Linked DNA regions of Homo sapiens: region 1 is linked to region 2. Evidence: chromatin contacts called from ENCODE Hi-C or POLR2A ChIA-PET data. All regions are on one chromosome and are shown on one strand. The core of a region is the stretch at or near the end of the contact, and the rest is flanking DNA. Distances in the headings are between cores, read along the strand shown. Region 1 overlaps TVP23A (trans-golgi network vesicle protein 23 homolog A). Region 2 overlaps LOC105371082 (a long non-coding RNA gene).

What was found. A loop is a pair of places that touch in the nucleus more often than their neighbours do. ChIA-PET counts read pairs that join two places held with the same protein, here RNA polymerase II (POLR2A). Pooled maps may share reads with other maps.
Region 1: a loop to region 2 is called in a map with no recorded cell type, with 2.0 times the contacts of the local background. The contact joins two enhancer-like sites. A Hi-C loop is called at or near these places in 2 of 37 single-sample maps with no recorded cell type and 3 of 50 pooled maps. POLR2A ChIA-PET finds 5 or more read pairs at or near these places in 1 of 52 experiments (B cell).

What each region holds. Positions count from the first base shown.
Region 1 is chr16:10,768,343-10,773,771 of GRCh38, reverse strand. TVP23A (trans-golgi network vesicle protein 23 homolog A) reads left to right here. Exons shown (of 8, transcript NM_001079512.4): 5 at 331-459; 6 at 1,974-2,102; 7 at 3,441-3,500; 8 at 4,671-5,429. The coding sequence ends at 3,500. It overlaps NUBP1 (NUBP iron-sulfur cluster assembly factor 1, cytosolic), which reads right to left. Exons shown (of 11, transcript NM_002484.4): 11 at 4,421-4,725. The coding sequence ends at 4,667. Among named protein-coding and RNA genes, the nearest start is that of NUBP1, 27 kb to the right of the region's middle. Within about 2 kb of position 2,696, at least 3 of the 41 ENCODE cell types and tissues checked have a DNase peak (open chromatin) inside an H3K27ac peak, as active enhancers do.
Region 2 is chr16:11,327,272-11,332,432 of GRCh38, reverse strand. All of the region lies in intron 1 of LOC105371082 (a long non-coding RNA gene), which reads right to left. Among named protein-coding and RNA genes, the nearest start is that of RMI2, 16 kb to the left of the region's middle. RefSeq lists enhancers at 2,970-3,749, 3,808-3,857, 4,748-4,807, 4,868-4,937, 5,028-5,087. Within about 2 kb of position 3,777, at least 20 of the 41 ENCODE cell types and tissues checked have a DNase peak (open chromatin) inside an H3K27ac peak, as active enhancers do.

The sequences.
Region 1 (5,429 bases), core at 1,447-3,946, 560 kb after region 2:
TGGTGAAACCCTGTCTCTACTAAAAATACAAAAATTAGCTGGGCGTGGTGGCAGGCACCTGTATTCCCAGCTACTCGGGAGGCTGAGGCAGGAGAATCACTTGAACCCAGGAGGCGGAGGTTCCAGTGAGCCAAGATCACGCCACTGCACTCCAGCCTGGGTGACACAATGAGACTTTGTCTCAAAAACAAAACAAAACAAAACAACACCAACAACAAAAAATCCCACAGCAACAAAAGCATCTGCAAAATAAAATAAATGAAAATGTGAGCACGCTCGTTTGCAACCATTTCCACTTGTTTTGACATTTGAATTACTTTCCTTTAACAGGTCTCTCCGAATAGCATTGCTGCCACAGAAGCTGAAGCACGAATCTTCTGGCTGGGCCTCATAATCTGCCCCATGATATGGATTGTGTTTTTTTTTAGCACCTTATTTTCCTTGAAGCTAAAGTGGCTGGTAAGGCCAGATCTTGACTTCCACATTGCTTTGATGTCTCTGCAAAAAAAGTGTTTGCACCACTAGGCTTTTGTTGTTATTTGTTATTGATTGATTGATCAATTATAACAAGTTTATTGAGATATAATACACATTCCATACAATTTACCCATTTAAAGTATACAATTAGGGGCTTGGCATGGTGGCTTACGCCTATAATCCCAGGCCTTTGGGAGGCCAAGGTGGAAGGATTGCTTGAGCTCAGGAGTTCGAGACCAGCCTGGGCAACATAGCAAAACCCCATCTCTGCAAAAAATGCAAAAATTAGCCAGGCATGATGGTGTGCACGCTTGAGCCCGGGAAGCAAAGGTTGCAGTGAGCCAAGATTGTGCCACTGCACTCCAGCCTGGGTGCTAGAGTGAGACCTTGTCTCCAAAAAATAAAATAAATACTAAGTGTGGAATTCAGTGGCTTCTAGTGCAGTCACAGAGTTGTACAGCCAAAACCACCATCAATGTTAGGAAATTTTCATCACCGGAAGAAGCCTTGCGCCCTTTTGACATTGCTTCCCTGTGCTTCTGTTCCTCCAAGCCCTGGCACCTATTAATTTTTCTGTTTCTGTGGATTTGCCTATTCTGGGCATTTCATATAAATGGACTCACACAGGCTGGCACAGTACCTCACATCTGTAATCCCAGCACTTTGGGAGGCTGTGGCAGGTGAATCACCTGAGGTCAGGAGTTTGAGACCAGCCTGGCCAACATGGCAAAACCCTGTCTGTACTATAGATACCAAAATTAGCTGGGCGTAGTGGCACACGCCTGTAATCTCAGCTACTTGGGAGGCTGAGGCAGGAGAATCGCTTGAACCCAGGAGGCGGAGGTTGCAGTGAGCCAAGATCGTGCCACAGCACTTCAGCCTGGGTGACAGAGTGAGGCTCCGTCTTAAAAAAAATCAATAAATAGAGAAAACAAAATATTTGTAGATAGTAAAACAACAGTGTCATTTAATGAAAGTGCGGGCCCTGGAATTTGGATCCCGGCTCGACCACGCTCCAGCTCTGTGACCTTGGGCAGCTTTCGTCTTCCTGAGCCTCAGTTTCCTCTTTGTAAAATGGGATGATGATGGTGGCAACCTCTCCAGTTGTAATGATTCTGAGGTGTCCGTGGGTATTTGCAAATGCTCAGTAAATGTTGGCTGTTACTATTCTTAGGTGCAGGCTAGAGCATTTCTACGTGGCTTGAGAGGTGCATTTCTGTAAATGCTCTTAGAAAGTGACCTTTGCGTCAGATGGAGACCATCCTGGCTAACATGGTGAAACAGTGTCTCTACTAAAAATACAAAAAAATTAGCCAGGCCTGGTGGCGGACGCCTGTAGTCCCAGCTACTCGGGAGGCTGAGGCAGGAGAATGGTGTGAACCCGGGAGGCGGAACTTGCAGTGAGCTGAGATCGTGCCTCTGCACCCCAGCCTGGGCGACAGAGCGAAACTCTGTCTCAAAAAAAAGTGACCTTTGCTTTCTTTGTCTGAGTGCAGGCTCTGGTGGTTGCTGGGATCTCTCTCCAAGCTGCAAACCTGTATGGCTACATCCTTTGTAAGATGGGAGGCAACAGTGACATTGGCAAGGTCACAGCCAGTTTCCTGTCCCAGACAGTGTTCCAGACGGTGAGTAACTGAGGTCTGACTCTTGGACCACTCCTCTCCAGGTAGTCAAAGTCAAGGTGGCCTGCTGGCAACTGCGGTTTGTAATGTAACATATCCGCCAGGCTGCCAATGTTTTATTGTTTATATATTTTTTGGGAGACAGGATCTCGCTCTGTCACCCAGGCTAGAGTGCAATGGTGTGATCGCGGCCTATTGCAACCTCCATCTCTTGGGCTCAAGCGATCCTCCCACCTCAGCCTCTGGCACAGTTGGGACTACAGGTGTGTACCACCATGCCTGGCCTTTTTTTTTTGTAGAGACGAAGTTTTGCCATGTTGCCCAGGCTGCTCTAGAACTCCTGAGCTCAAGCAGCCCGCCTGCCTTGGCCTCCCAAAGTGCTGGGATTACAGCCATGAGTGAGCCACTGTGCCTGGCAGTTTTGTTTTTTAATTGTAAGATTTACATAAAATGTACCATTGTAACCATTTTAAAATGTATAGTTCTGTGGCATTAAGTATAACCACTTTATTGTGCAACCTTCACCCCACCCAGCTCCAGAACTGCTTTCATCTTGCAAAACTTAAGCTCAGTACCCACAAAACACTAACTCCCCCTCCTCCTCGCCTCCTAGCCCTAGCAACCAGCATTCTGCTTTCTGTATCTATTGGTTTGACAGCCCTAGGGACCTCCTATAAGTGCAATTATAGTTTTTGTCCTTTTGTGACTGCCATTGTTAGTTTTCAGTGATTTTTAAAAGTATAGAATTAAGGAAAGAGTCACAAACGGTTTTTCAATTTTTTTTTTTTTTTTTTTTTTTTTTTTGAGATGGGAGTCTCACTCTGCTCCCAGGCTGGAGTGCAATGGCATGTGTTGGCTCACTGCAACCTCCGGCTCCGGGTTCAAGTGATTCTCCTGCCTCAGCCTCCCAAGTAGCTGGGATTACAGGTGCATAACACCATGCCTGGCTAATTTTTGTATTTATAGTAGACGGGGTCTCTCCATGTTGACCAGGCTGGTCTCGAACTCCTTGCCTCAAGTGATCTACCAGCCTTGGCCTCCCAAAGTGCTAGGATTACAGGCGGGAGCTACCGTGCCCAGCTTGTTTTTGTTTTGTTTTTTTTTTTTAACTTAATAGATATTTCTAAAAGTGAGAGACAGAAGTCTTTGAAATTTGACCAGGTTCATCCTGAAATGGGTAGAACCGTCCTAAATTTGAACAGCACTGCTTTATGCCAAGACATCAAGCAACCAATTCCGCAGGTTTTCTGTACTTTGTGGGTTTTCTCTGGCCTTCCATCAGCAGGATCGCCCCACTCGCGTGTAAGGACAGAAAACCATGGTTGACTTTTCCCCTTGCAGGCCTGCCCAGGTGACTTTCAGAAGCCTGGCCTCGAGGGGCTGGAGATTCACCAGCATTAGGTGAGAAATGGATCATGGCACCCGTGTGGAGGAACTGGGGAATTCTGAAAAATGCAGCTCTTGGGGCACAGGGGCCCGGGGTCTGGGTGGGCTTCCCCTGTTCCCTGGGGTGGCCAGGCATGTGACCAGGCAGGAAGCAGACTGGGCAATGGGCCTGCCCTGGGCTTTGCAGCCTCATTGCTCTTGGCGTGAGGAGCTGGGGGTCGGGGGGCGAGGTCACACCTTCCTCACACTGAACATGTGCAAATCTGATCATATGTATGGTCCTAGGGAAGGGCGGGGAGGGAAGAGACAAGGGAGGGAAAGAACAAGGGGATTTGTTCTTGTTTCCCACCCACCCACTTTTATGCCCCAGAGTGGAGGGAAAACAGGAATTTACTCTTCTCCCACGTGGTCTCAGATCCTGTGTGTCTCAAACAGAGCAAGCACCTCATGGCAAAGAGGATGATCGTAGAGTTTACATCTGTCCCTCTTTTTTATATAATTAAAAAACCTGAAAGTTGGTTTGCATGACACTGGACATTACTGGATATACTGTGCACATATTACTACACAGGGAATTTACACAGACCCCACATTCTGTCTTACTGGGTGATTCAAGGACTCTTCAAGGGCTTTTTGATTTGACCCAGCTGTGTCATATGCAGTGATTTTAGAACGAAGCCCAGCCTGAGCTCTGTTGCTTTTAGATTTTTCCTCAATCTGAAGAAAAGCGTTTGGACTGTGGTGTTTGAAAACAAGCCTGTGTGTTCTGCAGTGAAGCCGCACACTCACCCCTTTGGTTCTTTTCTAGGCTTTCTTATCTTCACAGGCAGAAATGGCTTAAACGGGAGTTTCTACAATCGACTAAGCTTCCGACACAGCAGAATCCCACGATCCCACAACCCATTTGTTTTTTACGTGAAACAGGCCTCGGGGGAGAGATTTGAGGGGGTTTTATTCTTAAAACGGCACATTTGTAGAGAATGCCCTTTATATATGTTCTAAAGAAAAGTGTACAAATACTCAATGATTAAAGTGTCTCTGAGAAAGTGGCTTCGGACCACACCAGCATCTGGTCCTTTTGCTGTGACCCACCCCATCCCGGAGCTGGTCGGGTCTGGCTGGATGTGCTGCCCAGTGAGTGCCTCGCTCGGTAACTGCTTGGTCCTGAACATTCTCTCGTTTCAGGAACTGATGAGGTTCTCTTCTTTTGACTGATGGAGATTACAAAACTCTTGGATTCCTGGAAAACAAGACGACAGGCATAGAGTGCTAATGGCTTGTCTACCCCTTGACAGCCCTGTCCTGTGCTGGGGAGGGCTGTGTTTTGACAGGGGTGGAATCCTCTGGCTAGTTCCATAAAAAGACCTGTGTCTGTGATGCCCTGAGTCTTTGAAAGTGACCGGAATACCTCACACTACCCATCTTGCTCATAACCAGTGGCTGCGGCCTTCCTCGGACCATCTATAGATGGAGGATTCTGGGAATGCTGTTTCCTTACCCTTGACATCATTCTTCTAGGCAAGTAAAACCCAGCCACAAACTCAGAGACCACAGCTTTAACAAACACTGACACCTCTGCCCTAACTCTGGGGCCTCTGATGGCTGCCACTGGCTGAATGTGGCCTGCACGTGGGTTTGGTCTGGCTCAACAAAGTTTTTATTTTTATTTTTTATTTTTTTGAGACACGGTCTCACGCTGTTGCCCAGGCTGGAGTGCAGTGGCGCGATCTCGCCTTACTGCAGCCTCCGCCTCCCAGGTTCAAGCGATTCTCCTGCCTCAGCCTCCTGAGTAGCTGGGACTACAGGCATGCGCCACCACACCCGGCTAATTTTCATATTTTTAGTAGAGACAGTGTTTCTCCATGTTAGCCAGGCTGGTCTTGAACTCCTGACCAGCCTCAAGTGATCTGCCTGCCTCCTTCACCCAAAGTGCTGGGATTCCAG
Region 2 (5,161 bases), core at 2,528-5,027:
AGCTGGGATTACAGGCATCTGCCACCACGCCCAGCTAATTTTTTTGTATTTTTAGTAGAGACAGGGTTTCACCATGTTGGCCAGGCTGATCTGGAACTCTCGGCCTCCCAAAGAGCTGGGATTATAGGTGTGAACCACCATGCCTGGACACGTAACCTCATTTAAGCCTCCTGATCACTCTGTACAGCAGATACAATGATTGTACCCATTTTACAGATGAAGAAACTGAGGTTCAGAGAAGTCAAAGAATGTGCTCAAAATCACACAGCTTGTGCAGGGAAGAACCTGATATGAAACCCTGGCAGGCTGGCTCCAGAGCCTGTGTTCCTAATGTGTTAGGAATGTGTTCTCACTCATTCACACTCAGTCATTCAACAAACACTGGCTACTGGATCAAGGTGGAGGTACATGGGGCTGGCAAGTCAGGAGCTCTGGAGCCAACTGTTTCTCTGCCACTGCCTGGTTGAGTGGCCTTGGGCAAGACACTGTCCCTCTCTGAGCCTCACTTTCCCCTTCTGTGGAATAAAGGGACTGGACCATCCTAACTCATGTTTTTTCTACAGAGAGGACCTCTGTCTACAGCCAGACTTGATAATGAATTCCCCAGGAGTCCAACCTCTGGCCCTAAAAAGGGGGTTCAAGGAAATCCTCATACCCCACCTCTTTCAACAGCACTGGCCAATGGCCCCCATGCTGCAGGTAAAAACATGGCCAAAGATATGGATGAAACAAAATCCAATCCAGCCAGGCACGGTGGCTCACGCCTGTAATCCCAGCACTTTGGGAGGCCGAGACGGGCGGATCACGAAGTCAGGAGATCGAGACCATCCTGGCTAACACGGTGAAACCCCGTCCCTACTAAAAATACAAAAAAAATAGCCGGGCATGGTGGTGGGCGCCTGGAGTCCCAGCTACTCGGGAGGCTGAGGCAGGAGAATAGTGTGAACCTGGGAGGCGGAGTTTGCAGTGAGCCGAGATTGCGCCACTGTACTCCAGCCTGGGCGACAGAGCGAGACTCCGTCTCAAAAAAAAAAAAAAAAAGAAAAAGAAAAAAAAATTCCAACCCAAAAACAAAAGGCAACATTTATTGAGCACTTACTCTGTGCCTTATGTGTCTCATTCATCCTCACAATAACCCAATGGAGTTGGCACTGTTCTTATACCCATTTTACAGAAGTGGGAGATTGAGGTCTACAGAGATTTAACTTACCCAGGTCAAACAGAGCAGAATCACATCCGCTCACCATACAACCCAGCGTTTCCACTTCTGGGTGTCTAACCTAGAGAAATAAAAACTTAGATTCAAGGCTGAGTGTGGCATCTCACGCCTGTAGTCCTAGAACTTTGGGAGGTCGAGGTGGGAGGATCACTTAACCCCTGAGGTCAAGGGGGCAGTGAGCTATGATCACACTACTGCACTCCAGCCTGGGCAACACAGCAAGACCCTATGTCAAAAAGAAAAGAAAACTTACATTCACACAAAAACCTATACATAGATGTTGAGGGCAGTCTATTCATCATCACCCCAAACTGGAGACAACCCAATTTAACAGAGGAATTTAACAAGCTGTGGTACATCCACACCATAAACTACTACTCAGCAGTGAAAAGGTGTGGACTACCGATACAACCAGCAACTTGGATGAATCTCAAATACTTGGTGTTGGGCAAAAGAAGCCAGACCCAAAAGTACACATCTACAGGATTCCATTCATCTGACATTTGGGCATAGCTACAACTCTAGGGACAGAAAACAGACCAGTGATTGTCAGGGGCTGGGAGCAGGGGAGGGGATGATGACAAAAGGGTAGCAAGTGGGAATTTTTTGGAGGGATGAAATTATTTTGTGTACTGGTTGTGGTGGTGGTTAGATGACTCTCAGCTGTGTCAAAATTTAGAGAATGGGGGGCTGGGCGCAGTGGCTCACACCTGTAACCCCAGCACTTTGGGAGGCTGAGGTGGGTGGATCACTTGAGGTCAAGAGTTCGAGATTAGCCTGGCCAACATGGCAAAACCCTGTCTCTTCCAAAAAATACAAAACTTAGCCAGGCATGGTGGTGGACACATGTAGTCCCAGCTACTTAGGAGGCTAAGGTGGGAGAATCGCTTGAACCTGGGAGGCGGAGGTAGCAATGAGCTGAGATCATGCCACTACACTCCAGCCCGGTCAACAGAGTGAGTCTCTGCATTAAAAAAAAAAAAAAAAAAAAATATATATATATATATATATATACACACACACATATATATAGAATGGCACATACATACCCAGAACAGAATCCCAGCCCCGTGCAAATGACAACTTGTCACAGGTGGTGGCCCAGCTGGAAAATATTTGTTTCTTCTTCAGGGACTTCAGTCAAGAAAGCCCAGTAGTACCTAAGTTAACTACCAAGGAGAAGAGGGAGTAGAGAATGACTGCTTAATGGATACAGAGTTTCCTTTGGGAATGATGAAAATGTTTTCCAACTAAAGAGAGGTGGTAGTTGCACAACGCTGTAAATGTACTAAGCACCACTGAATTGTTCATTTCAAATTAGTTAATTTTATGTTACGTGAATTTCACTTCCATTTATTAAAAATAGGTTCCAGGCCAGGCTCACGCCTATAATCCCAACATTTTGGGAGGCCAAAGCGGGAGGATCGCTTGAGCCCAGGAGTTCAAGACCAGGCTGGGTAACAGGGAGACCCCCGTCTCTACAAAAAATTAAAAAATTAGCTGGGCATGGTGTTGTGTGCCTGTAGTCCCAGCTACTTGGGAGGCTGAGGTGGTAGGATCACTTGAGCCTAGGAAGTCGAGGCTGCAGTGAGCTGTGATCATGCCACTGCACTGCAGCTTGGATGACAGAGCAAGACCCTGTCTCTAAAAAAAATAAGTAAATAAAAAAGGTTCGACTCCCCCCTCAAAAATAGTATCCAGGGATAACTGTGCCCTAAATCTACCCCCAAGAAATTCAGGCCCTTTGAGAGGTTAAGTAACTTACTCAATGCCTCACAGCCAGGAAGAGGTTGACCCTGAAATCAGCCTGCCTCCAAAGCTCCAGTTCTTTCTACTGGAGACGGGAGAAAATGGGTTAAATATCACTCATCCCTTTCTCTCCAGGGAATTCCTCAGGAATTCCTTTCCCCTGGAGCAGTGTGACTTTATTTACATAAAAACTCTTCCAGGGACAGAAACAAGAAATGCAGACCAGTACCAGTATATTGTTGTACCTGTAACAGACCCTTTTTCTCAAAATAACCGCAATTCTGTGAAAGTGGAAGTGTTCTAGAAAATCGAGACAGAGCATCACTCCACGTGTTTGCACAGAAAGAAACAAACCTTCTGAGCAGTGCGCTGAATCCAAACGCCTGATTTCACAGGGAAGGAAGGAAAAGCGGGGTACATGAGACGTTGAAATGCACCCCCCAGGGCAGTAGGGGCATTTTTTTGAGTGAGTTTGGGATGGGGTTAGGTGGGAGGCAGGGGGATGGACAAAATGAACACCTGCCAAAGCCCCAAAGCAGTTTCTCCAACCCAGAATGCCCTGACCACCAGTGAGGGGTAGTTTCCCAACTGTCCTGGTATGAGGTTTTCTGGGGGGCCTGACCTTCATTCGAAGTTCAATGAAGCACACAGCGCCCCTGCATCAGAGATTGCTTCTGAGGGACTCAAACCTCAGCCTTGCAAAACAGCGACACTTGAGTGAACCCAGCTGGAGACAAAGGAAGTGTGAGTCAGCCCAAGAATTTCTTTTAAAAGGCCGAGTGAAGGAGGCCACAGCTGCTGAACTGGAAGACAGAATTTGCATGAGCCTGGGGCTAGGCTCTGGGCACCAACCTCCGGATGTCCTCAGGGATCTGTGAGCAGAGAGGCCTGGCTGCAAAGGGTCTGGAGGACGGCCCTTCTGCTAAGGTGTCCGCTCCCAAGGCAGAGGGCTTGGGGGAGCTGGAGGAGGCTGGGTTCCAGGAGGGGTGGCCAGGTAAGTCCTTGGGCCAGTAGGGAAGAAGTCCAACTGTGTACAAACGTTACCTCTGAGCCACACCACTACCCTGCCAGGAGGTTTGATGTGGTCCCATTTTACAGAGGGGAAGACTGAGTCTGATTTCTTCACTCAACAAGTGCTCACTGAATGCCTGGGATGCAGCGGTGAACAAAACCAACAAAAGACCCTGCTTTTATGGAGTTTATAATCTGGTGAAGGATGGGGAGAGAGCAAGAGACAATTTCGGGTGCTAAGCACATGCAGATGAAGAAAATAAACCAGGAGGGGTGGGGAGAGGGGCTTATCTGCACAGGCTCCCTCAGCTGAGACCTGAATGACAGAAGGGGCTGGTGGGCTGGGGAAGGGCCACTCCCACCAGAGGGAATGGCGAATGCTAAGGCCCTGCAGCGGGAGCGACCCTGTGTGTATGAGGAACAGAAAGGCCAGTATGGGTGCGCAGTGATGGGGGAGCAGTCAGTGATGCAGTCAAGAGGTCGGTGAGGCAAGATCAGGTAGAGACTCACAGGCCACTTAAAGGAATTTGGATTTTGCTTTAAATGTACCAGGAATGCGCATTTTTGAGGGGAGGGGTGGGGAGAGACAGAGAGAGGAGGCTGGGCACAGTGGCTCACATCTGTAATCTCAGCACTTTAGGATGCCAAAGTGGGAGGATCACTTGAGGTCAGGAAACCAGCCTGGCCAACATGTCAAAACCCCGTCTCTACCAAAAATACAAAAATTAGCCGGGCGTGGTAGTGGGTGGCCTATAAACCCATCTACTTGAGAGGCTGGGGCAGGAGAATCACTTGAGCCCGGGAGGTGGTTGCACTCCAGCCTGCGCAACAGAGGGAGATTCCATCTCAAAAAAAAAAAAAGAGAGAGAGAAAGAGAAAGAGAGAGACATGACCTGATTTTCGTTTTCAGTAGACGCCCCTGGCCGCCGCGTGGAGACTGGGCTGTGGGGGCAGAGGAGTGGAGAGACTAGCCAGGAGGCTGCAGCTGCGGTTTCACTCTACTCCCCACGGCCCGATGAGGGGAGACAAAGACAGAACTCAAGGATGGACTTGGTTTGGGACTTGAGCGACTGGGTCCATGCAGGTGTCCTTGCCTGAGGCAAGGATGGTTTGAGCCAGGGCACCCAGCCGGAGCTGGCTAGACTCCCTTTCTCCCGTGCCGCCCACCCCACAGAAGGCCCG